2 separate regions of the Homo sapiens genome follow, and region 2 is linked to region 1. Evidence: chromatin loops called from intact Hi-C (ENCODE). Cell type or tissue: B cell. All regions are shown on one strand. Each heading gives the region's core, and the rest is flanking DNA. Links, peaks and the distances in the headings are about the cores only.

Region 1 (12,559 bases), core at 4,274-12,273:
GGAAATAAAAGGTTCCTTGCTGGGAAATTCCCCTGCAACAAAGAAATAACCAAGATAAACAACTCTATTGCCTTTGGCTCAAGCTGGTGAAGGGAGTCTGGGAGCAGGAGCAGGGGCCAGGGTGGTGAGGGAGGTCTGGGAGATAACGCCCAGCTTCCTCCTGCTTACAGCGTCCTTATCTTTATGGGCACTCATTACTGCCCAAACTTACGATCATTTAACACTCTCTTTGTCAAGACAACTCCAAAGTTTAAAGTCTGTCAAAGTCTGGGAAAGTGGAGACTTCTGTCTCCTCCTCTAGGCTGTAGTTGGGGTCTTGATGACAGCTGCTGTCAGGCAGACCCCTGGGACCCTCAACTCTCCTCAGCCCTGGGCTGTGTCCACGGTGGAGACAAAGTCCACACAGGCTGCTCCGTCTGAGTGGTCTCATCTTCGATTCTTCATCTTTGTCTGCCAGGCCTTACCAGGCAGGATTACAAAGACCCTAACACCTAAGCTTTTAACCCCAATTCCATAACCAAGTTGCTGGGAAAACGTAAGCCTATCATTCAGCATCTCAAGACCTCAATGTTTTATCCATAAAATGGTTGTGATTATACCCGTCTGTCTTATTTCAAGGGAACATATAAAGCTCAAATGAAATAATGTAAATGGTAGTGCTTTCATAAGCAACAGGGTCTCTACAAATAACACAAATAAGCATAAGGTAAAAGCATGCTCTTGTATTTGGGGTGCGATACAGTAGTGGAGAGGTTAAGCACATGGACTTTGCAGTCAGACAAAGGTGGGCCCAAATCTTCCCCGACCCCCATTCTGTGTACCCCCACACATTTAACCCCATGTGCCCTTGAGGAAAGTACTTAACCTTGAAGCCTTCATTTCCTCCCATGTGAATGTGGATAAGGATACTAACCTCACAGGGCTGATATCAAGTCTGTATGAGATAGTACACATAAATTATTCAACACAGTGCCTGAGACAGAATAAGGGAGCAATCAATGGGGTTAGGACCATCATCATTACATTTACAGCCTTAATAATCATGACACCTCCTCTGTGGGTCTCAGTTTCCTCATCTGAACACACTGTGAAATATGTCAGCCCGCTTCACCTCCCAGGAATGTAGGGAGGGCAGCTGAAACAGAGAGATGGGGGCCACGTATTGGTAGGAACCAATCACCCAGCAAGCCATTCCTGAGATCTTACGGTGTGCCTGGGACTGTGTCTCATGGGCAGGGAAACAGAGCAAATGACACAATATCTCTATCCCAAAGGAGCTTGCAGCTTAGTTGAGAAGACAAAAGCTACTTCTAGCTATTAAGGATATACAAGTGTTGAAGGATGATAAGACTTTGAATTGTTATGGAAAAAGTGGAGGCACTGATTCATTCAACAGGATTTATGTCAGTTGCTGGAGATACAAAGCCAAATAGATGTCACAGAAACTCTAAGGTCAACTAGTCTTGGAAGACAAGGGGCGCTTCATCTCCTTGTGATTATTGTTTTTCAGCATTGCACAGGAGAAGTCGGCCTGAGTGGTGCGGCGCTCGGGACCCACCAGCAATGCTGCTCTTCGTGCTCACCTGCCTGCTGGCGGTCTTCCCAGGTGTGTCTGCCAGGCCCCAACTCTCCAAGCTCCACCCCTTCAGCCTGCCCGACTCCAGGGTTCACCTCCCTGGGGACACTAAAATCAGACTCATCCCCAGGGATGTCCCTCTCAAAGTTGGCACTTCCTTGAGGAAGAGTCATACAGAGAAGACACTGAAAGGCCACATCTGTGAGCATTGGAAGTCAGGGACAGGAATGGCACTTCCTAATCTCAAGGCCAGGGGTCTGTGAAAGATCTTCTTTGAGAATAACAAAGACCTTAACTTCAACCAAGCATCTCTATGACCCGCTGTGAAATCTGAGGGAAGTCACTTATCCTTTCTGGCTCTCAATATTTTTATCTGGGGGAAAAAAAAGAAAAGAAAATCATCTACAAAGTGCTTTTAGAAATATAAGGAAATAACACATGGCAAGTGCAAACATGTAACACCTTACGAAAGTGGTGTTATTGTTTGAAAAAACAATGGATGGCTGGATGCTGGCTCACAGCTGTAATGCCAGCACTTTGGGAGGCCAAGGAGGGTGGATTGCTTGAGGTCAGTAGCTCAAGACCAGCCTGGCCAACATGGAGAAACCTTGTCTCTACTAAATAGAAACCAAAATTAGCTAGCATGCACCTGTAGTCCCAACTACTTGGGAGGCTGAGGCATGAGAATCGCTTGAACCTGGGAAGCGGAGGTTGCAGTGAGCCGAGATCGTGCCACTGCACACCAGCCTGGGCGACAGAGAGAGACTTTGTCTCAAAACAATAAAAATATATAAAATAAAAAACAAGGGTTATCATAAATTTGTCATTCCCTTGTCCTTGAAATGGTTATCATTAATGAATAACAATTCCAATTTAATCATGATTAAAACAGTCACTTTATTTAATCTCAGCAATTTTCCAGCTGTGATATATGATAAATTATCAACACAGGGCCTACGTGTCAGGTAGAAAACCACATCTACTCATAGTGGGTTATCTGGAACAGGCTTTACCTCCCAAGGGCCTCAGAAAGCCTCTCTCTTCTGTTCCCACAGCCATCTCCACGAAGAGTCCCATATTTGGTCCCGAGGAGGTGAATAGTGTGGAAGGTAACTCAGTGTCCATCACGTGCTACTACCCACCCACCTCTGTCAACCGGCACACCCGGAAGTACTGGTGCCGGCAGGGAGCTAGAGGTGGCTGCATAACCCTCATCTCCTCGGAGGGCTACGTCTCCAGCAAATATGCAGGCAGGGCTAACCTCACCAACTTCCCGGAGAACGGCACATTTGTGGTGAACATTGCCCAGCTGAGCCAGGATGACTCCGGGCGCTACAAGTGTGGCCTGGGCATCAATAGCCGAGGCCTGTCCTTTGATGTCAGCCTGGAGGTCAGCCAGGGTAAGGATCCAAGCTCCTTGGGCTTCTGGGGGAAAGTTAGAGGGAATTCTCTAAGGTGCATGGAGGGCTTGAGGAGGAACTTCCTGACAAGGATGTGTAGCCGGGTTGGGGGTCAGAAGGCACCCCTTTCCCCAGGCAAAGACTTCTTTAACAGGAGAAGGAGACAGATAGGGCCTACTTGGGGGTGATGAGTGAACCCTTCTAGGACTTGGTGGCCTATAACATTTTAGGCTTTCTGGAGACCCCAGCTTAGAAGGGTATCAGAAGGACAAGTTTTCTGGTGTTTGCTACAGGTAGAAAGGGAAATCTGACATCAGGCTAAGGAGATAGAAAAGGTAGGGAGAGATTTACAGGGATCCTTAAATTCCTATCATTAATGCACCTTTCCATCAAGGTTTGGGCCGCCAAAAGGCTTCTTGTAAAATGCATATTTTTTTTTTAACCTGGGAACCCTTAGTCTTTTGGTATTATCAGGGTAAATTAGATTATTAGATCTTGACCAAAGACCAAGATCCTGAAAGGATGGGTTGCTAACAAGCCTATTCTAGTTGGAGAAAGAGAAAAAAAGAAAAGCTCTTTCTGACAAGGGTTTAACAATGAGGCTGTTTTAGATAGTCAAGGGCAACTCAAAAGAGAGGTCTACGGAGAAAAGAAATTCAGGGGGACTCCCAAAGACATGTCTTGCTCCTTTGGAATATGCATACTATTGTCTGTGGACTAAATGAGGAGGTCATTTAGGTGGGGATCAAGATTCAAAACCACAGAATCTTTAGAGGTGAAGAGGGCTTAGAGTTCACCCTAACCGGACACTTAGAAGAACATGCTGATGACGGGTATGCAGCCTCTGATTAAGCACTTTAGCAGAAACTCACTGCTCCCTGAGACAGCCCATTTCACATTTAGACTCTTGTAATTTTTAGAAACTTCTATTGTATGCGTTGAAATCCATCACCCTGCATTTACATTCATTCTGTTCATTTCAGCACACATTAATTTGGCCACCTACTACCCAGAGGCATTGTGCTTGTCACAGCAGAGGGGTCAAACATGAGAAAAACATGTTCCAGCCTTCAAGGAACTTCCAGTCCATGGAGAACATAATTACCCATACACCAGATTGGATGTAATAAGTGATGCAGATGTATCAAGAAAGCACAGGGCAGGGAGAGATTAGTGTTAGCTTGGGAAAGGTTTCATGGAGAAGACCGCTGTCAAGCTGGGCCTTCCGACAGCATTCCTCTGGGAAGGAGGGCATTCCAGGTTATAAGTCCACCCACACCCTAACTAGGAATAGCAAATAGTCCTATGTTGCAAGAAAGTAGAATCGTAACTTGCCTGCCCCCTACCTTGCACCCCTCATCCTGCAGGTCCTGGGCTCCTAAATGACACTAAAGTCTACACAGTGGACCTGGGCAGAACGGTGACCATCAACTGCCCTTTCAAGACTGAGAATGCTCAAAAGAGGAAGTCCTTGTACAAGCAGATAGGCCTGTACCCTGTGCTGGTCATCGACTCCAGTGGTTATGTAAATCCCAACTATACAGGAAGAATACGCCTTGATATTCAGGGTACTGGCCAGTTACTGTTCAGCGTTGTCATCAACCAACTCAGGCTCAGCGATGCTGGGCAGTATCTCTGCCAGGCTGGGGATGATTCCAATAGTAATAAGAAGAATGCTGACCTCCAAGTGCTAAAGCCCGAGCCCGAGCTGGTTTATGAAGACCTGAGGGGCTCAGTGACCTTCCACTGTGCCCTGGGCCCTGAGGTGGCAAACGTGGCCAAATTTCTGTGCCGACAGAGCAGTGGGGAAAACTGTGACGTGGTCGTCAACACCCTGGGGAAGAGGGCCCCAGCCTTTGAGGGCAGGATCCTGCTCAACCCCCAGGACAAGGATGGCTCATTCAGTGTGGTGATCACAGGCCTGAGGAAGGAGGATGCAGGGCGCTACCTGTGTGGAGCCCATTCGGATGGTCAGCTGCAGGAAGGCTCGCCTATCCAGGCCTGGCAACTCTTCGTCAATGAGGGTAAGACCCTAGAGAGGGAGGGGGAGTAGGTGGGGCAGTCTCGCAGGTGAGAGCCAAGCTCAGCTCCCTCTGAGTGTATTCATCAATAGTCATCAATCAGCCAACAGCATCCACTCAATGACCAGCCCCGAACTGGAGGCTGCGTGGGCTGCTGCACAGGACAGCAAGAAAAAGCAACCTCTGCCTGATGGCAGCTCCTAATTACTCTTCTGTTATCAAAGTCATTTTGATGGCTGTCCCTGCTTAACAAGCAAGAGGTGAGTAAAGCTCTTGATTGAGGCAGGACTTATAGACTGTGTTTCAGGGCTGTGGCAGGCTCTGCAGGGGTCCTCTGTCCCCTCCCCTGGCCCCTGAACAAGATGGGTGCCTCATCCCTCACATTCAGATGGAAAAAGGATTGGCTTATCTTGGTCTCAATGCGTTCCCAGGAGTGCCCCAGCCTCTAAATGTTTCACTGTCACATTTCGTAGGGTTATTTGTGAATTTCAGCACCATCTGGCCCACTCAGCCCTACTCCAGTGAGCCATCAGCATGGTGAAAGAATTAAATCCCAGCTCCTTCTCATCCCAGAGCACCCTGCATAGAGTTGCCCTCGTGAGAAGCAGCAAACCAGTACTTGCAGTTCCAAGTATCTGTGCTTGTGACTTTTTTTTTTTAAAGGGGCTTATATTCTCTGCATGCCATGTCCACATCCAGCTCTGGGTTTTCACCAGAATCCCCTGCATCTTTGGTCACCTGCTTCTCTCTGGATCTCAGCTTTAGCTGCCTGGAGAATGGCTATCGTCTTTGAGATGCCCCTTGGGGCCCCAACAATTAAGCTCACCTTTGCTACATACTTTATAGTTTACATCATACCATCCTAAATATATTTTCTTGATTTGGGCATAATCCATTGGGCCACTTTTGTGGAATACACTTGTTAGTGTACTAAATAGACAAAAACCTACACAGAGGGAGACTTTGTAAGAAGCCAAAGAAGAGCTGATATCCTCTCCTTCAACTCCTTCCATTCTCTGCTCAGAATAAGATGGGGGAAAAGAACAACATGTGCAGGCTGATGGGGAGACTCCAAGCCCTTGGAGTCTGGCCCTGATGGCTCCAGCTGCAGGCTCTGTGACATTAGGAAAGCTCCTTTTCATTTTCTGAAGAGGGTAAGGTGATGCGTGTAAACTTCACTCCCCATCCTGGCTGAGACCCCGGGAAGAAGGCTTCTCAGGCCACGCAAGGCTCTTCCTGCGTGGCCATCCTCCCATCCCATCTCTGTCTGTGCTTCCAGAGTCCACGATTCCCCGCAGCCCCACTGTGGTGAAGGGGGTGGCAGGAGGCTCTGTGGCCGTGCTCTGCCCCTACAACCGTAAGGAAAGCAAAAGCATCAAGTACTGGTGTCTCTGGGAAGGGGCCCAGAATGGCCGCTGCCCCCTGCTGGTGGACAGCGAGGGGTGGGTTAAGGCCCAGTACGAGGGCCGCCTCTCCCTGCTGGAGGAGCCAGGCAACGGCACCTTCACTGTCATCCTCAACCAGCTCACCAGCCGGGACGCCGGCTTCTACTGGTGTCTGACCAACGGCGATACTCTCTGGAGGACCACCGTGGAGATCAAGATTATCGAAGGTAGGAGTTGACAGGGAGGGAGAAAGCTCTAAAACCTCTCCAGCCAGCAGCAGCATCCCCAACCACTCTTCCTCCTTTTTCACCCGCCTCCACCCTGATGGGCCAGACCTCAGGAGGGAGCCCACCTATCCAGAGGTCACATTTTCATGCCTATAACACGCACCTTACACTCTGAATTACCATACATGGTACCTCCTACTACCAAGAACATGGGCTTCTTTCGCAGTGTGCAGGCATCAGCTGAAGTCAAGGATTGCAGATACCTCTTTGTATTGAGTCTAGAAGAGAAGGAAGAGTGAGGAAAGCAAACTGAAGTCCATGTGTGAAGATCTATGGTCTATGGTAGACTCTGGATTGATCATGGTGCTCATCAATAATAATTATTACCTAGGCACACAATTACATTTCTTCTGTAGTCAGAATAACATACTTATTTCTAATGCTATCCAAAGAGGATATGTAGACTGAACATGGTGGTGCATGCCTGTAATCTCAGCACCTTGGGAGGCCAAGACAGGAAGATTGCTTGAGCCCAGGAGATGGAGGCTGCAGTGAGCTATGATCGCACCACTACCCTCCAGCCTGGGTGACAGAGAGAGACCTTGTCTCAAAAACAAAAACAAAAATATATATATATATGTATATGACATGTGGACAAAGATTCCCACCAGAGTCACTTCCCTGCAGCATCTCCAAGTACCAACTTCTGTGTTTATTTCTACCTCCCTCCCTCCTCCAGGAGAACCAAACCTCAAGGTACCAGGGAATGTCACGGCTGTGCTGGGAGAGACTCTCAAGGTCCCCTGTCACTTTCCATGCAAATTCTCCTCGTACGAGAAATACTGGTGCAAGTGGAATAACACGGGCTGCCAGGCCCTGCCCAGCCAAGACGAAGGCCCCAGCAAGGCCTTCGTGAACTGTGACGAGAACAGCCGGCTTGTCTCCCTGACCCTGAACCTGGTGACCAGGGCTGATGAGGGCTGGTACTGGTGTGGAGTGAAGCAGGGCCACTTCTATGGAGAGACTGCAGCCGTCTATGTGGCAGTTGAAGAGAGGAAGGCAGCGGGTGAGTCTCCAAGGACAGGGCCTGCACCCCTCAGACCCAGAGGCAGGACTTCCTGAAGGCCCCTGCCTGAGAGCTTCTCAATCAGTGCTGGCCCCTATGTTTGGCTGTAAGAGGCTGAAAGTGGAGAGTGGGAAGGGAGGGGACATTTAGGTCCTATATAGCCTCGTTGAGCCCTTCAAAAGGGACATCTCAAATAAACATACCAACTAAGTAAAAATAGTGGGTTTGCTATTTAACCTCGGCATTAAGACAACTCCCAGCTGAATGTGGTGGCTCACACCTGTAATCCCAGCACTTTGGGAGGCCGAGGTAGGCAGATCACTTGAGGCCAGGAGTTCAACACCAGCCTGGCTGACATGGAGAAAACTCGTCTCTACTAAAAATACAAAAATTAGCTGGGCATGGTGGTGTAATCCCAGCTATTTGGGTGGCTGAGGCATGAGAATTGCTTGAACCCAAGAGGCAGGGGTTGCAGTGAACTGAGATCGTGCCACCACACTCTAGCCTAGGCAACAGAGCTAGATTCCATTTCAAAAAAAAAAAAAAGACAAGTCCCATAGTTGCCACTTCAACCCAGATTGAAGTCTCTTCTATATCTGGAAATATTCTTCTCTGTATAGAAGAATAATATGCATACATCACTGTCATATGCAATATGTTCATCCCCCTTCCCCCTGCCAAAGCTCGCCCTCGAAAGAGGGCCAGATACCTTCATTTACAAGGTCTGATCAGGAAAATTAGGAAACATCTAGTAAATTTGCATTTCAAGTCCCCTTTTAAAATTTCACATGAAATGTTTTAGCCCTAATAAGGGTATTTGTAGTCCCTCAAGAAATCCTATTGGGTCTGGACCCTGCGGATGGGACTCACTGAGGGGCCCATCGCCAGGCTACCTCCAGGGGGCAGCACTATCATACCCAGCTGGGCAGTCAGGAAGCCTGGGGCAGCGTCTCAGAGCCTTGAAAATCTCCCGGGCATAAGTGATGGGTCAGCCTTTATGCACAGCTGGTCTATGACACGAAGCCTTGAAGGTCCCCACTATACTTTTGGTAGTAATGGGGCAGAGATCATCTGTGACAGCTGAAGAAGGCCATCACAGCTGTTTCTAATGTCATCCTGGGTCCTACCCCAACAGCCTTGAGATCGAACCCTGACCCTGTGATTCCTCATGAAGTCTCCCCCAGACTCCTTCACCTCGAGGAGTAAGAGCATAGAGAAAAATCACAACCCAGGCCCACTCTTCCCTGCTGCAGGGTCCCGCGATGTCAGCCTAGCGAAGGCAGACGCTGCTCCTGATGAGAAGGTGCTAGACTCTGGTTTTCGGGAGATTGAGAACAAAGCCATTCAGGATCCCAGGCTTTTTGCAGAGGAAAAGGCGGTGGCAGATACAAGAGATCAAGCCGATGGGAGCAGAGCATCTGTGGATTCCGGCAGGTAAGGAAGGATTCAAGGCTCCCCACTCGGAGAACACCCCAGAGCCGAGCACCTGAGGCTGGGCCACCAGGTCCAAGGAGGAAAGCCCATCTGTCTCTTGAGCACTGGGGCAGCCCTTACTACCTCTGCTTATATGTGGGAGGGTCCTATGGTACCCTCTGCCCTTCTCCCATGGCTGGGGAGGTGTTTACAATTCAGTTCAATCTTCCAGGCCTAGGATGCAACAAGGCCCAGTGCGTGCCTTTGCCAGTCTGGGAAGGCTTCTTAGAAGAACAGAGCTAGGGAGCTGCATCAGCAGGGTGGGGTGGATAAACCTGGGAGGAAAAAGGACTAAGCCAACCTTGCCAGCACATCGTCGGGCCCCCAGATCTCCCTTCCAGGGATGAACTAACTTAAGCCTTCTTCCAGCTCTGAGGAACAAGGTGGAAGCTCCAGAGCGCTGGTCTCCACCCTGGTGCCCCTGGGCCTGGTGCTGGCAGTGGGAGCCGTGGCTGTGGGGGTGGCCAGAGCCCGGCACAGGAAGAACGTCGGTGAGTCCCTGGGATACTCCCTGCCTCCCACCTCCAACCCGAGCCCTCAGTCCTGAATCATCCACCCATAGAGGAAGCTGCTGTGTCTCTTCTTTTTCATGAGCTAAAACAAAGGATCCCGAGAAAGCAGGATGGGGAAAGATAAACCCACACATACTCGAAACTGAAATTCAGAGCTGCTGTCCAAATACTAACACTGGAAAATCATCTCCAATTACCCAGGATCTAGGTTCAGAGACAGGGCTGCCAGGAAGAGGAGATTGGGTTTCAGGAGACCCTGGGCTTGGACTAATTGGATAACTAATGAGCTGTGTGACATTGAGCCATCCTTATGCCATGCCTCAGTTTCCTCATGGCTCAAGTCAAGGATGATAATCAGGACCTCACGGGGCTGATGTGAGGACCAAAGGAGATGCTGTGCATTGAAAGGTCCCAGAGTGACAAAGATCAGGGATTACCAAGTCCTGATTACCCAGGAAAAGGGACTGGGGAGGAGACTCGGATCATTTCCATCCCCCTGGGTCATAGTCAGAGCTGCACCACCTCAGCTGTCCTGCAGGGCTACAGTGGATCCGCCCAGAGAGAAGCAGCCCAGCCTGGCCTTCTAGGTCCCAGCCCCTGTCCTTACACCAACTCCTCTTCCTCCCGGACAGACCGAGTTTCAATCAGAAGCTACAGGACAGACATTAGCATGTCAGACTTCGAGAACTCCAGGGAATTTGGAGCCAATGACAACATGGGAGCCTCTTCGATCACTCAGGAGACATCCCTCGGAGGAAAAGAAGGTATGACCCTCACTCAAGGGAATGCTCAGCCCCTGGGGAGAGTAAGAATTGGTCTCACATCTGGGTTGGGAAAAGGAGGCTAGTAAGGGCTAACCTACCCTCTTTCTTCACACAGAGTTTGTTGCCACCACTGAGAGCACCACAGAGACCAAAGAACCCAAGAAGGCAAAAAGGGTGAGGAGGAAGAAGGAAGCCCCACTACATGACAAAGAAATGCAGCATGAGGGGATGCAGTTAGACTTCAGAAAGAACTACCTCAACATGGGGGCCGATCCCAGAATAGGGAGGATGATATAAATAGTCCTCAGGAGTCCTCAGGACTTTTTGAGGAAGAACTATATCTTACTGGTTGTGGGATGCTGATGTGGATAAGGCCCAGGAAGGAGGTGAGCTATATGATTAGGCTGTAAAACTGCAGGAGAGAGGCAGGCCAGGAGATGAGGAAAGCAGGTGCATAAAAGATGGGAAGCTACAATGCCAAATGCTGGTGATTAAATGGATGCTCTTCCTGGGTTGGGGGACCCAAGGACCTCAGGCCACACATCCTCCCTTGAGGGTTTGCTCAGGACCAGCTTTTTGCCTGGGCCTAGGAGACATTTGCTTGCGGTGGGCAGTTTGAGGCTAGAAGCCCCTGCTCACTTCTCTTGAAGCCCCACCAGAGGCAACTCCTGCCTTGGGTGCCATATACCATCCCCTCAATCTGCCCTAGGACTCAGGGGACCAAGAAAAATAACATCTCATGCCTTTAATCCCGAGGTGAGAGTTTTTGTTGTTGTTGTTGTTGTTTTTATCATATCTACTTTTTCTTGAAACATCTCTGGCATTTAGCAAAGTTAGAACGAGTTATTCCTGGGACAGCCTTCCCCTTTAACTTTGTGGTGCCAAAAAGCTACCTGTCTGGGCTGGTGGAGAAAGAAAAACATACACCACCGTGGTTGACCCCAGCCTAGGCCACCTTGCCCGTGGACTGTGTGGGCAGCTTCCGGGGACAGGCCCGGGCAACAGAGGCGGTTCCACTCCGTGTGTCAGAAGGAGGTAGTGAGACAGAAGAAGATATTTTTAGAGGCTGCAACTTTCCATTTCTCAAAATGCGTCCTTCTTGGTGAGCATGGGGGCTGGGATGAGAACAGTGGGCCCCAAAGGCTTGTGTTGCTTGGACCAAGATCACGAATTCAGGACATTAAGCACCTCCCCTCCCCTGACTCCACCCACTGAGCCAGTGCCCCCAACACTGATGCCTCTCCTCTTGCCCCTTAGTCATCCAAGGAGGAAGCCGAGATGGCCTACAAAGACTTCCTGCTCCAGTCCAGCACCGTGGCCGCCGAGGCCCAGGACGGCCCCCAGGAAGCCTAGACGGTGTCGCCGCCTGCTCCCTGCACCCATGACAATCACCTTCAGAATCATGTCGATCCTGGGGCCCTCAGCTCCTGGGGACCCCACTCCCTGCTCTAACACCTGCCTAGGTTTTTCCTACTGTCCTCAGAGGCGTGCTGGTCCCCTCCTCAGTGACATCAAAGCCTGGCCTAATTGTTCCTATTGGGGATGAGGGTGGCATGAGGAGGTCCCACTTGCAACTTCTTTCTGTTGAGAGAACCTCAGGTACGGAGAAGAATAGAGGTCCTCATGGGTCCCTTGAAGGAAGAGGGACCAGGGTGGGAGAGCTGATTGCAGAAAGGAGAGACGTGCAGCGCCCCTCTGCACCCTTATCATGGGATGTCAACAGAATTTTTCCCTCCACTCCATCCCTCCCTCCCGTCCTTCCCCTCTTCTTCTTTCCTTCCATCAAAAGATGTATTTGAATTCATACTAGAATTCAGGTGCTTTGCTAGATGCTGTGACAGGTATGCCACCAACACTGCTCACAGCCTTTCTGAGGACACCAGTGAAAGAAGCCACAGCTCTTCTTGGCGTATTTATACTCACTGAGTCTTAACTTTTCACCAGGGGTGCTCACCTCTGCCCCTATTGGGAGAGGTCATAAAATGTCTCGAGTCCTAAGGCCTTAGGGGTCATGTATGATGAGCATACACACAGGTAATTATAAACCCACATTCTTACCATTTCACACATAAGAAAATTGAGGTTTGGAAGAGTGAAGCGTTTTTCTTTTTCTTTTTTTTTTTTGAGACGGAGTC
Region 2 (16,394 bases), core at 1,867-9,866, 210 kb after region 1:
TGGGGTAGGGTCCTGGCTAAGACTCTGTCCTGTGGAATAGTCCCGTGAGACCCAAGGCTCCCCAGCCTGCCGAGCTTACCATGATCCAAGGGTGGTTCATAAACTCGGTGATGGTCATTCTCTGGGTGGGCTCTGTTTTCAGCAGATTCCGAATGAGCATCTTCACTGTGGGGTGGGACAGGGGGCAGTGACAGCTCAGGGGTCACTCTCCCTGGCCTGCTCCTTTCCCCAGTTTTCATGGGGAAACCAGGTTCAAAGAGGGGGTGCATGGAGGCAGGCTGCCGGAGCAACTGGCCCCAAGGACCATTACGGCTGTACCACTTGAGAGGCCCTGCACAGCCCCACAGCCTTGGCCCTGCCTCCAGCCCTCCACACAGGCAAAATGAAGCAGGACGCACCCCGCAGGCGTGGGCATAGGTGCTAACCCACAGTTACACCACGCACATGAGATGGAGGCCCATACATGTGTCTGCGTGTACACACATACACACACACACACACACACGGGCTCTTCCCCTTGTCCTGAAAGCCTGGGTTCTTACCTTCCTCTGATACTTCTGACCATTCTGGGTTGGGAAATTCATACTGGCCCATTCGGATGCGAGTCTTCATGCCCGGAGAGATGGCAAGGCCGTGGTTGGAGTAGAAGGGGGGATACCCACACAGCCTGCATCAACAGGAGGAAGGAAGTGGGAGACAGAACAGCTGTCACTTAGTGGCCCTGTACCAGGAACAGGATGAGAAACAGGCTCTTCTCCTTGTAAAGGTCACAGAGAAATCAGGGCTTATTGACACAGGCACAATATACAAAGTCAAGCCCGGGGCCCGGGAATCCAGCATAGCAAGTATCTAAGGCGCACACTTTCCAGCCCATGAGCTGGTTTACACCCGCCACTTAGCTATCGGAACTGAGAGAAGGGGCACGCAGGGGACTCCCCTGTACAAAGGGGAATGCTAACGTCTGCCTCTTCCTCTTGTCCTGGAGAAGTACAGGCCGCCCTGACTCCCTGCCCCACCCAGCCCCCTCCCCAGCACACTCACAGGATGTACATGATGACACCCAGGGACCACATGTCACAGGACTTGTCATACTTCTCTGGACCCAGCACTTCTGGAGCTGCAAATCAAAGGTCAACATGGGTGGGCCGGCCCTCAGAACCCTGTGATCCACTCAGTTTCTCTGTGAAAGATGCTCCCCATCCCAACCTTTCAGCCTATCATGAGGTGGCAGCAGTTGGGGCACAGAAGGAAGAGCCAAAGCCCAGCCCAGGGACTGGAACAGAACATCCTCCTCCATGAGGAACCTGGAACTAGGAGCTTAAGATTCTAAAAATCCTGAACTGCATGAGACTTTCAGGCCCATGCCGTTCATTTAATTTCACAGATGCTCTGAACATGCTTTGAAAGCTTCTTCCATGCCAATCAGCTGTGGCTCCAGAACAAGACCTGGGTCCAGACTCCATGGAGAATCTGATGGAAACCATGGCTCTTCTCAGAAAGATCCCAGCAGATCCTTTCCTACAATTTCTCAACTGTAGCTTCGCTCTGACAAGCCCTACTTCTCAGCAGGTCCCAGCAGAACCAGCACCAGAAGGGGCCATACAGACACAACTCTCCTAGGATTTGCGGCCCCCCAGATAGCCAAGAGGAGGGGCTGAGAAAAGTTCTGGGAAAAGCCTAGGTCCCTGGGCCCCCTGTGGACTTACCCACATAGTACGGTGTATAACAAGGAGTGGTCAAAGAGTTGTGGCTGGTGGTTTCCTTGGCAAAGCCAAAGTCAGTGAGTTTCAGGATGGCGTTGGGCCTTTTGGAGGTGTATAAGAGATTCTCAGGCTACAGAAAGAGAGACAGAAAAATAGCAACCCTGCTGGACCTGGGAGGGGCTATCAGAAACGAAAAGGATCCTGGTTCCTCCCTTCCTCTACTCATCCAGCAACCATTTGCCTATCCTGGGCACTGCCCACCACGAGGAGTGGCAGCTCTCTATGGGCAGGTGCCTGCCTCTGCAGGGTTTCCAGAGTGCCTGGAGATAACAGACTGACACACAGAACCCGCAGTAAACACCACAGGAACAGAGAAACCAAGAGTGTGACTGAGGGGTTCTGCCTGAGGAGAACCACAGGGCTGAGTGGGGCCAGAGAATGCTTCACTACTGGGTTTAGGGGTTTGCCCATGGGCAGAGAGGGCAAGGCCCTACAAGGCAGAGAATGGCATGCTCAGGAACCAGGCAGCAAGGACGCAGGGTGGCCTGGCAACCATCTCTGGGGTGGCCACAGCCCCTTTGTTGCCCCCCACAGCACTCGGGCTCAGGGTTATGAACAGCTGGCACCTTGACATCCCGATGGGCAATGTTGATTGAATGCAGATACTGGATGGCCTCACCGATGCTCTTCATGATTTCGGATGCTTCTGTAGAGGGGAGGGAAGAGTGAGTGGGAAAGAAAGTCACAAAGACACATCATTAGGCTTGAAAACCCAGTGCACCGGGTCCCACCTCTGTGCAGCCTGAGGCTCCCCACAGCCACCACCCACCCCAGAAACAAAGCCACCAGGAGCTTCCCTGGTCAGCTGAGGCACCCCTTGCAGCATGCTGGAGGGGGCAGCAGCCTCAGCACCCTTCCCCAAGAGCAGGCACTGCAAAGGCCCCCTTCAGACCCCCACTGCCCTGCCTGCCTGCACGTGCTCCCACAACAGACCCTTTCTACCTCTTTCTGTGAATGCCTGGTCTCCTCGATCCTGGATTCGGCTAAAGAGTTCTCCACCGTCCAAACTGAAATGAAGCCACAGTGAGATCCAGAGAACACAACAGCCCGCCGCCACTCTCCACTGCCCCCCAAAAAATCAAGTGTTTACATTCCAGGCTTCAGGCCCATCCCTGGGCTGTCCTCAGAGGGTAAGGTGCCTGAGTGAGGAGTGGGAACAGGCTGGGCCGGGACTAGAACAGTGGCTGCTTACCATTCCATGACAATCAGCAGGCACTTCCTCCCTGCGTACAGATTCTCGTACACATCCACGATCCGTACGATGTGCGGGCACTGGGAGGCCCGCCAGTGCAGCTCCACCTCCCTGCGGGCCTTGGGGCAGTCCTGAAGCATCTGCAGGCCAAACAGCTTTCTGAGTAACTGCGCTGTCACATGGGCCTGCTCTAAGCCCCTGGCCCACATGCCCTGACATCGCCACCGACATACCACAAACCCCCCACTCCTGCTGGCCCCCCCCACCAGCCCCCTTGGCACATTTCCTGAGGCCTCTGCAGTTCCTTATCTGCTCTATATGAAATCTCATGATGACTCTCTTGGGGCCTTGACAGCTACACTGAGATCAGCCCTCAGGCCATTCGGTCCAGCTTAGACCTGTCTCCAGCTTAGGCCATAAAGTCTACTGTGGAAGGCAGGCAGCACTCAGGTACTGGGAAGCAGGGGGTGAAGGGGCTTCGGGGAGAAAGGCAGACTGAGAAAAACCAATACAGTATTGGAAAGGGGGCTAGAGAGAAGAGAGACTCCAGAGTCCATAGGAAAAGGCCCCTCAGCAATTACTCAGACCCAGCACAACAAATCCAGAGCAATATTCTCTCTACCTCTGTAGTTGACTTCAACCTGGCAACAGATGGCCTTGGAAGTCAGCCGGATGCCAGTATGAATCCAGTTATTACTAGATTTCCAAGCTTGAGCAAGTTACTTAACTCGTCGAACCTCACTGATGCCCCTTCTTCTCCCTGGACCAATTGGCTAGGGGTATTAAAGGAGGCTGGCTTCTCACCAGCCTCAGGGGTTCAATCTTGACCTGTCTAAGCCAGTCTCATTAATTCCAGTCCCTTTGCTAGTGACTGGCTTGGGAACAAGCCTACAACTCAACTGGCCAAGAGCCTTGTAAGAAATCTGCTGCCGGGCACGGTGGCTCGTGCCTGTAATCCCAGCACTTTGGGAGGCCGAGGCAGGCAGATCACGAGGTCAGGAGATCAAGACCATCCTGGCTAACACGGTGAAACCCCGTCCCTACTAACAATACAAAAAAAATTAGCCAGGCATGGTGGCAGGCGACTGTAGCCCCAGCTACTCAGGAGGCTGAGGCAGGAGAATGGCGTGAACCCTGAGAGGTGGAGCTTGCAGCGAGCCGAGATCACGCCACTGCACTCCAGCCTGGGCAACAGAGCGAGACTCCATCTCAAAAAAAAAAGAAATCTGCTAAGAGGCTTCTTAAAGGGAGCACAAGAAATGTACATCATCTCTCCTGCATATGGCACCTGGGACCATGACAGTCACATTATTACCAGTAAGGGGGGCCTAAGAGGATAAACCAATGCACTGAGGAAGGCAACCAGGAGAAATGGCAATCACCTGGATCCTCGCTGCCATCACCAGGGATCCCTCAGTACTTCTTTTTGACAAGATAATAAACTCTTCTTACTGTTTAAGCTGCTTTTCATGAAATTGTCTATTGCTTGGAGCCAAAAGCATCCTGATCTACCCTTCCTTTGTAAAGTGGGGATGGATAATGGCTTCTGTTTCACAGATTTGTTGTGAGGATTAAATGAAATATTTCCACAAAGCACCTCACAGAGTATCTGACATGCACTCACTAATAGCTGTCATTTTTATCACCAATTGTCTAAGTGCAAGCGCAGGTGCCAAAATAATTAAGACAAGGACACTCACAGATTTAGCATCTTCATGGGAAGTCAAGATGAGCCCTACACAGTCCACACTCCAACTGCTTTGGACATTCAGAGGGCTGGGGTGTCCAAGAGACATGCTGGGAAGGAAATGGACAGGCAGAGGGAAGGCATGAAGGCAGAGGGAAACGTGGGAAGCAGGTGCTGACTGACCGAGATGGAGTGGAGCTGGGGTGATACAGCAGGGAGGCCTAAGAACCTGCTGGAAAGTGTCTGAAGCTTGCAAATAAGATCAGATGGCCATGATGGAGCCAGCTTGCAGAGGGAAGGGAAGGACAAATGAGCATTTCCAACAAGAATGCTGGCATACATTTATGCTATGGCCCATGATATGTTGGGTTTTTCCTAACTGTACATTTGCCATTTTACAGGATGGGGAAGCTGAGGCTCAGAGAAGTAGCATGCCCAAGGCTAAGTTTCTGAGAAAAGGCAGAGCCAAGGTTGGAATCCAGGCCTGGTAGACTCCAAAGACCAAGTCTTTCCACCACACCACCCAGCTTTTAGAGGAGGCTGGAAGCCAAGATTTCTCAGACTGACTTTGCAGAGGCAATTCCCCAAACAGGTGACTAGAAGGAATCAATGACTAGATAACTCGGTCTCTCCCATGGAGTAACAGGTGGCCGGAGCCAATAGTTGCAGGAGGCAAGGTTCCCAGGAGGTCACACTGCCACCTTGTGGCCATATGAGGACACCTCATGGGTCTTGAGTTCTGCCACTTTCAACTTCATTAGGGTTTGTTTGTTTCTGAGACAGGGTCTCGCTCTGTTGCCCAGGCTGGAGTGCAGTGGCACAATCTTGGCTCACTGTAACCTCCGCCTCCCGGGTTCAAACAATTCTCCCACTTCAGCCTCCTGAGTAGCTGGGATTACAGGTGTGAGCCACCACGTCTGGCTAATTTTTTGGTATTTTTAGTAGAGACCGGGTTTCGCCATGTTGGCCAGGCTGGTCTCGAACTCCTGGTCTCAAGTGATACCCCACCTTGGCCTCCCAATGTGCTGGGATTACAGGTGTGAGCCACCATGCCCAGCCTTCAACTTCATTCATTTGGATGTACCAGGAAAAAAGTTTACTTTCCCATGCTCTAAGGGGAGCAAGAGAAGGCACTGGCCAATTTCCTTTGTATATAATTCAATCCAGCAAGCATTTACTGAGCTCCTACTATGGGCCATGCATTGCACTGAATGTCAAAACCAAATAGAGCAGTCCTGATCTGGAAAAGCCTAGGCTAGTGGGGGGCAGAAGAAGATATGAGGGGAGACACAGAAAATCCTTAAAATCCAGTGAGATTACATGCTGTAAGAGTGCTAAATTCAAAGGGTTCAGGAGGAACAAGGTTTCCAGAGCAGCCAAGCAGAAAGAACCTCGATCGCCCCCTACAGGCACACAGGAACTGGAGCCCAGAGGAGAAGAATCAAAGTTGTCAGATTTACTCAGAAGCAATGCCTGGTTGTAGAGTTACAATCAGGGAAGACTTGGCCCAGTCTGAAATTTGTCAATTTCTTCTTGCACAGCCTCACAGAGAGGTCTACCTTTCAGAGCCTGTGCCACATGCATTTAGGAGCGATGATACCTGCCTAGCCTCCCCCTCATAGAAACATTATGAGCATCTAATGAAATAATACCTCTAAAAGTGCTTTATTATCAGAAAGGCATTCATCACTGTCAACCAGTACCATTAATGCCACAGTACAGGGGGGTTCCTCCGTCACCACTGAGTTGAGCTTGGAGCATGTGGATGTAACCAGCACAAGTTATCACCAAGATTGTAGGCTGGGTTTCTGTCTTCAGCCCAGTGACGACCACCAGGACATCTGCCAACCAGAGCTGTGCTAAGTGAGGATGCACCAAGATCCAAATCTAAATGCATGCTCCTTAGCACCCCCTGAATTCCAAGCGCTCACTGCAACTTCCGCACTTTCTGCCCTGAACACGTTAGGAGTGCGTGGCACAAGGCAAAGGAGAGTTTGTGCAAGAAGGGCTAGGTTCACATCACACTTCCAGACTTGCACAAACTCTCTACCCATTAGAGGAGACGGATGTAGCACAGTGAACCTAGGCTTTGCAATCGCATGCATTTTGAATCCCAGTTCTGCACTTCCTAGCTTGTGTCATGCAAGCCCACCTATCTTTCTGGAAAGGGTTTCCTCATCTGTAAAATTAGATTCAACTTCGTGAAATAATATCCTTGAAGGTGCTTCAGAAACTCTATATAGGGTAGTTTCCACTTTGAAAAAATTTACCATTTTGCATATTTATGCCTTATCTGCCCAACCTAACTGAGTTTCTAATGGGCAAGATCTAATTTGATTTCTGTTTACTCCCTCCCCTCTTCCTTCCCTCACCTAGTGGTTAGGAACTTCTGAGCTAACACCCCCTCATTCTGTTGCTTCTTCTCCCTACTAAACTCTCTCCCCCAGTGACTGAGGGTGAGCTGTCCTTTCCATCCTGAAATAAATTGGAAAAGGTAGTATTTTAAATTTCTTAGAGAAACTTAGCAAGAATTTCCCATGAAGACTGGTCATTGCACATCCTGCATTTGTATTCCAGAACTTAAATTAAATTTAACAAAAAAAAAAAAAAAAAGGACTGGTCATTGACATCCATCCAGGCACATGTTTATCAGAAATCCCTGACTGGATAAGAAAATCAACCCAAGCAATGAAAGCCCTTCAGATGGGCGAGGCAGGCTGGCTGACGTCCTGGGGGCACAGCCCTGAAGTGCCAAAGTGGCTCTGTGGACAAGTGTGGAGCGCAGAAGGCCTGGAGAGAGGAAACCAAGAATGTGCTAATCTGGAGTACAGGGCTAAGTAAAGAACAGCAGGGGAGGTGGCCTGCACTCCAAGCCAAAGAAGAGACAGGGAAGGAAAGCAGGACTCCTAGGGCACTGCCAGAGGCCACCAGCAGAGCGAGGCGGCAGGTCCACCCAGAAGCCAAGGCCCCTGCTCCTTGGGCATGGGCATGGCCATGGGCAGTGAAGGCCAACAGGCCCTGAACCATGCTCTGAGGACTGGAGACTAGAAGAAGGAAGGGTCTTCCCACTAAAAAGCCATAGATCATTAGTCAAAGAATGCCTGGAGGAATTGTGAAATATTTTAAGCCCAAACTAAGCCCCGGTCCAACATTGTGACTCACCTCAGCCCCACAGTTTGTGCCTGAAATTCTCTTACACGTAGAAAAGGTTAATGATTGCGTGTGCTCAGCTGCAACGCCACAGGCAAGGCCCCCTGCCAACTGTGGCAGGGGCAGGGGCCCAAGCCACAGAGCGCATTGCCTGGGAAGGAAGCTCTAGGACAGCGGCAGTGAGGGAGCTGCGGGAGCTGCCTAAATACAGTCCCATGCCTCTCTGTCTCTTCCAGCACCTGAGGGGAAGAAGGACAGGACCCCTCCCCCTATTCAAGGTATGCATGGTTCCCCTCATCTCCTCCTGCAAGTCTGCCATTGTGGAGCCACGTGGAAAGACTCAGGAGTGGTCAGCATTAGAAGCCTGGCTGAGCCAGAGGACAGGAAAGCAGCCGGCACCCAGGGCCTGATGTGCCACTCGTCAGCAAGGTGGACATGAAGACAAGACTGGGAAGGAGCAGGCCCCAGGCCCTCAGGAGGACCCCCTTCACAAGCGCCACTGCTCACTAGCTATGTGAACTGGGAAAAGTTTCCAACCCCTTTGTGCCTTGGTTCCCTTACCCATTAATAGGACAGTAATAGTCCCCACCTCATGGGCTTGCTATACAAGATGAGTTAATAGATGTGCATGATGTAAATAACTAAGAATAACGCTTGGCACGTAATAAGTACTGCATCCGTGTTTGCTATTATTATTCTGCTCCCCACTCCCCATGTGTTGGAGTCCCACTGGGGGGGGCAACTGGGATTCCATTACACCCATTTCAATGAAGGTGTTATTAATAGCTCTGGGCACTGGACAGACGGGGGACCCCAGGACACGGGGAGGAAAGCAGGCTGTGGCATCCCAGCCCTGTACACTCCCTCACTACACCACCTAAGCTGGGCGCATGTAATGAGAGAAGGAAGACATCCCTCCCCAAGACAGACTCTGATTCAGCGCCAAGAGCGATGCAAAAGGCTGATTCTGGCACCAAGTGTGTTGTGGGTGTGTGGTGCGGTATGTGTTGGCAAATAAGACCTCCTCTTCACTCCCAGGAGGCAGCTGGGGGTCGGGGGAAAGCCACGTGTGTCACACACTAACCCACCGTGCCTCCAGGCCAGGGCCACCCACTCTGGTTCCCGGACCACCGGCGCCTCTGCTGCACCACATGGAGGATGGCTGGCCCGGGTGCTCTGAGGGGTGTAAAGGAAAGAGGACTCGGGAGGGCAGCTGCTGCAGGTGAGCCTCAGCAACCTCTTAGCAAGGTGCTGGAGCAGGCTGCAGGCCGAGGGGGGCTGGCAGTGCTCTGTGCTAAATGGCTGCTAAGTACTGTTGGCCCTTGAACAACCCAGGTTTGAACTGCGTGGATCCATTTATACAGGGATTTTCTTCCACTTCTGCCAGCCCTGCAGCAGCAAGACCAACCCTTCCTCTTCCTCCTCCTCTTCCTCAGCCTACTCAAAGTGATTTTCTTAACGATGCTTATTTTCTTTAGCTTATTTTATTCAAGAATAAAGATATAATACACGCAACAGACAAAATATGTGTTAATCAACTATGTAATCAGTAAGGCTTCGGGTCAACAGTAGGCTATTATTTAATAGTAGTTCTAGGGGAATCAAAAGTTTTCTTTTGTTTCTTTGTTTTTTTTTGTTTTTGTTTTTGTTTTTGAGACAGAGTCTCGCCCTGTTGCCCAGGCTGGAGTGCAGTGGCACGATCTCCGCTCACTGCAAGCTCCGCTTCCCGGGTTCACGCCATTCTCCTGCCTCAGCTTCCCGAGTAGCTGGGACCATAGGTGCCCACCACCACGCCTGGCTAATTTTTTCTATTTTTAGTAGGGACGGGGTTTCACCGTGTTAGCCAGGATGGTCTCGATCTCCTGACCTCGTGATCCGCCCGCCTCGGCCTCCCAAAGTGCTGGGATTACAGGCATGAGCCACCGTGCCTGGCCTTTTTTTTTTTTTGAAATAGAGTTTCACTCTCATTACCCAGGCTGGAGTGCAATGGTGCGATCTCGGCTCACCGCAACCTCCACCTCCCGGGTTCAAGTGATTCTCCTGCCTCTGCCTCCCGAGTAGCTGGGATTACAGGCGTGTGCCACCATGCCCGGCTAATTTTGTATTTTTAGTAGAGACAGGGTTTCTCCATGTTGGTCACGCTGGTCTCAAACTCCTAATCTCAGGTGATCTGCCCAACTCAGATCAAAAGTTTTATGTGAATTGACTGCCCAACCTTTGCATTGTTCAAGGGTCCACTGTGCTTCAAATGGGTCATCTCACCCACTTCACCCCCACCCTGGGAGGAAACATCCTATTTTATAAATGAGAAAACTCACTGAGTCATTAGTTCACGACCTTTTGGCCAGTTGTCCCTGGCAGGGCTGGAGTTTGAACCCTGCTCTGGCTGCTCCTAAAGCCTCCTTTCCACCACCCCACAGTAAGGCAAAGAGTTCAAAATCTGCCCAAGACTGTCCACAACAGCAACAGCCAGAAATGGAGGCTGAAAATGCCTTAAAGTGCAAACCCTTTGATGTTAAAATTCTACTTTTAGAATTTCATCCTCAGGTATTAATCATAGACGTATCTTTAAGAAAATATACATCTCAAGAGTTATTTACCTTTACTAGAAATAGCTAACAAACTTATTAGTCTACTTTGCATTGCTATTAAGAAATACCTGAGACTGGGTAATCTGTAAAGAAAAGATATAACTGGCTTATAGTTCTGCAGCTGGTACAAGCTTGGCACTAGTATCTGCTTTTGGTGAGGCCTCAGGAAGCTTACAATCATGGTGGAAGGTGAAGGGGGAGCAGGGATGTCACATGGCAAGAGCAGGAGCAACAGGGGTGGGGTGCCACCCACTTTTAAACAACCAGATCTCCTAAGAACTCACTATCTTAAGAACAGCACCAAGCCATTCACGAGGGACCTACCCCCATGGCCCAAACACCTCCCACCAGGCCCCACCTCCCACACTGGGGATTACACTTCAACATGAGATTTGGGAGAAACAAACATCCAAACTATATCACAAACTTAAGGCCCAGAGATAAGTAACAGAGGTTGTTTTATGTAAAAGTGAGTTTAGCTACACAATCTACAGCCACTGAAATGGTGTTTCAGATGAATATTAAATGGGGAAATGTGGATTCCTGAGTGTCTACTAGATTCTCAGGTATCATCACTGTCATTGTCTAGAATACTATCCTATTTTTTCTTCTGCATCCCAAATCCCAATGTGTACTTTCTTTAAATTTCATTATCAAAACATGTCTGATGGTAACTGAAAGTTACAAACCCTTATGTACAGCATAAACTCAGTGCTCTATGGATATTTATTGGATCTGTATATAAAAAAAATAAAGGCATAGGGGCTGGCCATAGTGGCTCACATCTATAACCCCAGCACTTTGGGAGGCCAAGGGGGGCAGATTACTTGAAGTCAGAAGTTCATGACCAGCCTGGCCAACATGCTGAAAGCCTGTCTCTATCAAAAAATACAAAAAAATTAGCCAGGCATGGTGGCACGCACCTGTAAGCAATCCCAGCTACTTGGGAGGCTGAGGTGGGAAAATCACTTGAACCCAGGAAGCGGAGGTTGTAGTGAGCCTGCACTCCAGCCTGGGCAACAGAGTGAGACTCTGTCTCAAAAACAAAACAAAACAAAACAAAACAAAAACAATAAAGGCATTAAGACTCAATGAGTTGTTAATGGTAATGATCTCTGAAAGACAGAATCACAGATTTAATTTCCTTTATTATGTCTGTATTTTCTAGGTGATTTACAATTAGTATATGTTACTTTTTAAAGAGACAAGCTTAGCTCTCTAAATTTTAGTCAGAGGGCAGCCATCCACGTCTCAGGCCCTATGGCCATGGAGCATATCTCTGGGGCTTCCGGAAACTCTGCCAGGTGGAAGATCTGGAGCCAGAGAGGGACACAGGAGGAGACACATGAGCACTTGATCCCATCCTAACAGAATGGATCACTCAGTGAAACCCCGGAGTGCCTAGCATGTGCCACACACTGGTTTAGAGGATGCCAAGGGTATAATAGAGAACATGACAAATAAGCCCCGTGACCGCCACAGAACTTAACATTTTAGTGCAGGAGGTACACCAAAAACAAGCTCAAAGAAAATAGTTTTAATTATACACTGTGATTTGTGCTGCAAAGGAAAGAAATAAGATGCTGCCACAAAAGCAGCAATGGTTTAAGGGAGAATCCTTCTCATCTCTCAAAATTACAGACAGCTGCTTATAGGCTGGAGCAAGATGTCACACTTCTCAATTAGCCCAGCTTGGAAGCATAAGAGGTGGCAGATAGAGCAATCTTGGCTGAACTACTGACGTTCCTCTACATTGATTGGGGAAGAGAGTATGTCCTCCTTTCAGAGCCTCTGCAAAGCTCAATGAGGAGTGACGATGGTTCTCCCCTAGAACCATGATCTAAACATAAATCTAACAACAGGTTTTAAAAGCCTTAGAAGGTTGATGAGATAAAGATATCACACAGACCCTTCACGTGGGTGCACACATTCCCAAACATTTGGTTGGGAGGCAAAAGCAAGTCTCTATTTGTTATTAATGTTCATTAATATGATGGGGAAAAGTCCCTACCCAAAACAAAGCTAAAACTTACAACGGGGAATCCCAGTACCAAAAGCCTTAAAACAACCACGCGTCACTGCCCAGAAGATGGGGCCTGGCTCGACTGCGGGCCACTGTGCCTGTCGGCCCCCTCTCCAGAGCTGTCACAGGCAGTCACAAAAGCCTAGGGCTCAACAAAAAGTCAAGAGGCCTAAAAATCGCACTGTAGATGACAAATCTTTAAAATATTTCCAACACATGATGGATAAAAGGCTAACTTAACTCAGGCAAATCAATTGTTGAAGATCAACAACCTAATATAAAAATGGCCAAACGATAAGAACAGGCAGTTCAAAGCAAGAGAAACACAGATGGCTGAATGGAAGACACTCAGTGTAGCTCAAAGAGAAATGTTTATAAAAAAGATGATAATTTCACCAGACTGGCAAAAAAAAAATTTTAATGTTTGACCAAAATAAAACTCCCAGGTTTATGCAAAGATCTGGGGAGAAAAGGCACTCTCTTACACATTCAGTTGGTAGAGAAATAAACTAGTATTTTTGGGGAGGTATTTGGCCATGTCTATCAAAATTGTAAATGTTCAAACCTTGGACCCAGTAATTACCCAGCAAGAAACCATCCTACACATTATATTCATAAAGCATTTTAATGGCAAAAAAACTGGTAATAACCTAAATGCCTACCAATAAGAGGGTGGTCAGATAAATGAAATGACAGCAAATCCATACAATGGAAAACGTGCGGTGTCGTAGAAGAAAGAGGCAGCTCCCCATCCACGGCGACGGGGAGAGCAGGATGCTATTAAATGGGAAAGCAGATAAGGACCAAGATGATATAATACTTTGGCTTTATCTTTAACATCCTATTTTTTTTTTTTTTTTTTTTTTGAGATGGAGTCTTGCTCTGTCGCCCAGGCTGGAGCTGCAGTGGCATGATCTTGGCTCACTGCAAGCTCTGCCTCCCGGGTTCACGTCATTCTCCTGCCTCAGCCTCCCAAGTAGCTGGGACTACAGGCGCCCACCACCATGCCTGGCTAATTTTTTGTATTTTTTAGTAGAGACAGGGTTTCACCATGTTATTCAGGATGGGCTCGATCTCCTGACCTCGTGATCTGCCCGCCTCGGCCTCCCAAAGTGCTGGGATTACAGGCGTAAGCCACAGCGCCCGGGCAACATCCTAATTTTTTAAACAGAACTGCTTCCACCTTACTTAAGTAGCTTTTAAAGTATATTCATAAAGACAAGAAGCAAACACACCTAAAAGTTAATTAGTGGTTAATTATAAGTGGTAGTAATATGGATGACATTTTCTTCTTTTGCATATTTTTTAAATTTTCAAAAACAAAAAAGTACTGAACAGAATATATAGCATAATCCCATTTCTATAGTTTTGTTGTTATTGTTTTGTTTTTTAGGGAAGAGGGGAGAGGATATATGAAATTGTAGATGTTTAAGTTTTTTTCTGGAGGAATTTACCTCCCCTGCAAAAAAAAGGTAGCAGTGTTGACTACTGGGGAATAGGTACTAGAGAGAGGCGTGTATTTTTTTTTCTTTCTGTTTTATATCTCTATGTATTGTTTGAACCTTTACCATCTGAATGAAATTTTTTAAAAAAAATTAAGTAAAAGGGTTTGGGTTCTGAGGTGCAGTATGATTCAGGTCTTATATTTGAACCCCTGGCCTGAGACAGTGACAGAGATGTGCCCCAAATGTAGGCCAACCTTCCTGCTAGAGGCAGGAGAGCACAGATGAGAAATTTCACACTGGCCACAGGAGGAAGAGAGGCCTTGCATAACTCTAGGTCAGAGGCCACACTTGACCAGGCCTGGCATCTTCCCAGAGGATGTAACCCTAAGAATTGATAAGGAGCGAGCAGAGGCCCCAAAGCCCCAAACCACTGCTGCAAGCCACTTCTGACTTATATGGACATGAACACTGCACACAGCAGTGATGTCAACCACACAGGAGTCTTGGGTAGGAAACTGAAAGATGGGGACAGAGATATTTCTTCTGTTTCTTCCAGCAAATGGCACTGAAAGAGAAAGAGGAATTTTCATTTCAACCGCATCAATTATGTACCAGGTGCACTTTATATATAGCAAATATTGCTATATTTAAGCTTCCTAGCAGCCCTACAGAACAGGATCCATTGCTGACTCCATCGTACAGGTGCGGCAACCAAGGCCCAAGGAAGTATTAATAATTTGCCCAAGGCCACATGGCTAGTAGGTAATAAAGCCAGGACTCAGACCCAATTCAGATCTAACCTTTTATTCACAGCAAAGGAGGCTTTGACAAATAAACCCTGAGCTGGTAATATTAGTTTACCGCTGGCCTCTCTCGTCCCCTCCTAAGTGACTCGTCTTTGCTCTGTTCACAGGCCTGCCCTATTCGCATCAGGCCTGGGGCCAGAGCCCAGTAGAGAAGAGTCACAATAAACACTTACCAATTAAATGGGCAGACTGTACACCAGAACAAGATACAAGGCATCTTTCCCTAGGAGACCAGGCAGACAGTGGTAGGAAGGAAACACCCTAAATGTTCCAAGTTGGCTTTAAGCTAAAATCCAAGTGGCAAGAAGAGAAAGATCATGTTCTTAGTAGTATCTAGGTATCTAGTATCTACTTTAAAAAATCCACAGAGATGGACAAACTAGCAAGAGAAAGTAAGACGGAAGGAGGTCAGGAACACTGCGCCTCTGGCCTAAGCAGCCCCCATGCATACGACCCTGTGCGGCTGCCAAAGCAAATCTAAAATTTTACTTTGAAGCGACAAAAGCAATCTCACCTTCATCACCCCAGCTGAGCAGAATGAGACTCACAGCAACGTATACCTGAGTCCACAGATCTCACAGGGGGTGGAGGAGAGTTGACAGAGAATGTGGAGGAAGAGAAGGATCCTACAAATCAAGAGGGCGGCCCACACACACACATCCCCCACCCAGTACACAATTCCACACGCCTAAGACTGGAGACAACTGGGTGAGGAGAGAAGGAAAAAGAACCGGAAGATAGATGATTGTTATGGTGACACACAGCAGACTACATGGCCAGGGAGAAGACAGGAACCACTCTTTCCTACACAGTGAGAGAAATGGCCCAGACACAAGAGTGAGTTCAAGCCACCAACACAAACACAAGGTCACTGTGAGAGAGAAGTCGAGGTCATGCCTTCTGCTACGAGCAGGGCACCTGATAAATAAATTCTCACTCTACATTACCTCTCACACAGCTGAAGATACAAGGAAGGGAACTATTACCCTGAACTTACTTCTGGCCAGGAAGAAAAACCTAGTAAATTATGTTTAAAAAAAAAAAAAATACTTCAGCTAGCAAAAACAATAATAACAAGAACACCACATTGGGAGGAAGTAAGCTTGTCAATTCAGAGTTCAAAGGAGGGAAATTAAAAAAAAAAAAACTGAGACAAAAACAGTTGTTTAGCCTAGACTTCAAAAAAACCAATATTCAGGTCAGGCGCAGTGGATCACACTGAAATCCCAGCACTTTGGGAGGCTGAGGCAGGAGGATGGCTTGATGACTAAGAGGATACAAAAAGGAGAAGGAGGAGTTCAAGACCAGCCTGGGCAACACAGGGAGACCCCGTCTCTATGAATAATTTAAAAAATTAGCAGGGCATGGTGGCACTAGCCTGTGGCCCCAGCTACTCAGGAGGCTGAGGCAGGAAGATCACTGAGCCCAGGAGGTCAAGGCTGCAGTGAGCCAATGATCGTACCACTGCACTTCAGCCTGGGCAACAGAGTGAGACCCTATCTCAAAAAAAAAAAAAAAGAAAGAAAGAAAAAGAAAAAAAAAACCAATATTTAGATGTTGAGACCAAGGAGTATGATGGGCAGAGATCCCAAAAGGGAATGCATTTTGAAAGACAAGGTCCAAGTCTCTAAAAAGTGAATTCTGATCATCTAAAACACAATAATCGCTTAAAGAAGAAACCAGGAGGAGGCAGCCACAAATGTCAGGGAGAAGTGAAGAGCTGAGACAGTAAAGGAT

Evidence for each region. Hi-C counts contacts between places; a loop is a spot of excess contacts. Peaks named below come from ENCODE experiments on the same cell type or tissue, not always from the same donor. Only the 100,000 strongest peaks of a DNase experiment are listed, where the experiment ranks them.
Region 2: it touches region 1 in a loop (8-fold over the local background); 8 of 110 quality-filtered maps call a loop at or near these places.

The regions. Positions count from the first base shown.
Region 1 is chr1:206,929,536-206,942,094 of GRCh38, reverse strand. It overlaps PIGR (polymeric immunoglobulin receptor), which reads left to right. Exons shown (of 11, transcript NM_002644.4): 2 at 1,511-1,606; 3 at 2,632-2,976; 4 at 4,344-5,000; 5 at 6,277-6,609; 6 at 7,349-7,675; 7 at 8,929-9,109; 8 at 9,518-9,639; 9 at 10,293-10,424; 10 at 10,540-10,598; 11 at 11,682-12,559. The coding sequence starts at 1,564. The coding sequence ends at 11,777. Among named protein-coding and RNA genes, the nearest start is that of PIGR, 11 kb to the left of the region's middle. RefSeq lists enhancers at 11,064-11,633, 11,257-11,757, 11,684-11,973, 12,444-12,493. In B cell, for the core only: CTCF peaks have their summits at 6,440 (motif pointing left), 8,340, 8,541 (motif pointing right), 10,252 and 2 weaker places; DNase peaks (open chromatin) are centred at 6,424, 8,594, 10,494, 11,554 and 1 weaker place; H3K4me3 peaks cover 1,309 bases; H3K27ac peaks cover 3,621 bases.
Region 2 is chr1:206,715,411-206,731,804 of GRCh38, reverse strand. MAPKAPK2 (MAPK activated protein kinase 2) reads right to left here. Exons shown (of 10, transcript NM_032960.4): 2 at 2,956-3,095; 3 at 2,706-2,770; 4 at 2,330-2,409; 5 at 1,707-1,833; 6 at 1,042-1,117; 7 at 543-667; 8 at 80-165. Among named protein-coding and RNA genes, the nearest start is that of MAPKAPK2, 39 kb to the right of the region's middle. RefSeq lists an enhancer at 8,664-9,377. In B cell, for the core only: CTCF peaks have their summits at 5,089, 5,295 (motif pointing left) and 6,079 (motif pointing left); DNase peaks (open chromatin) are centred at 5,334 and 6,034.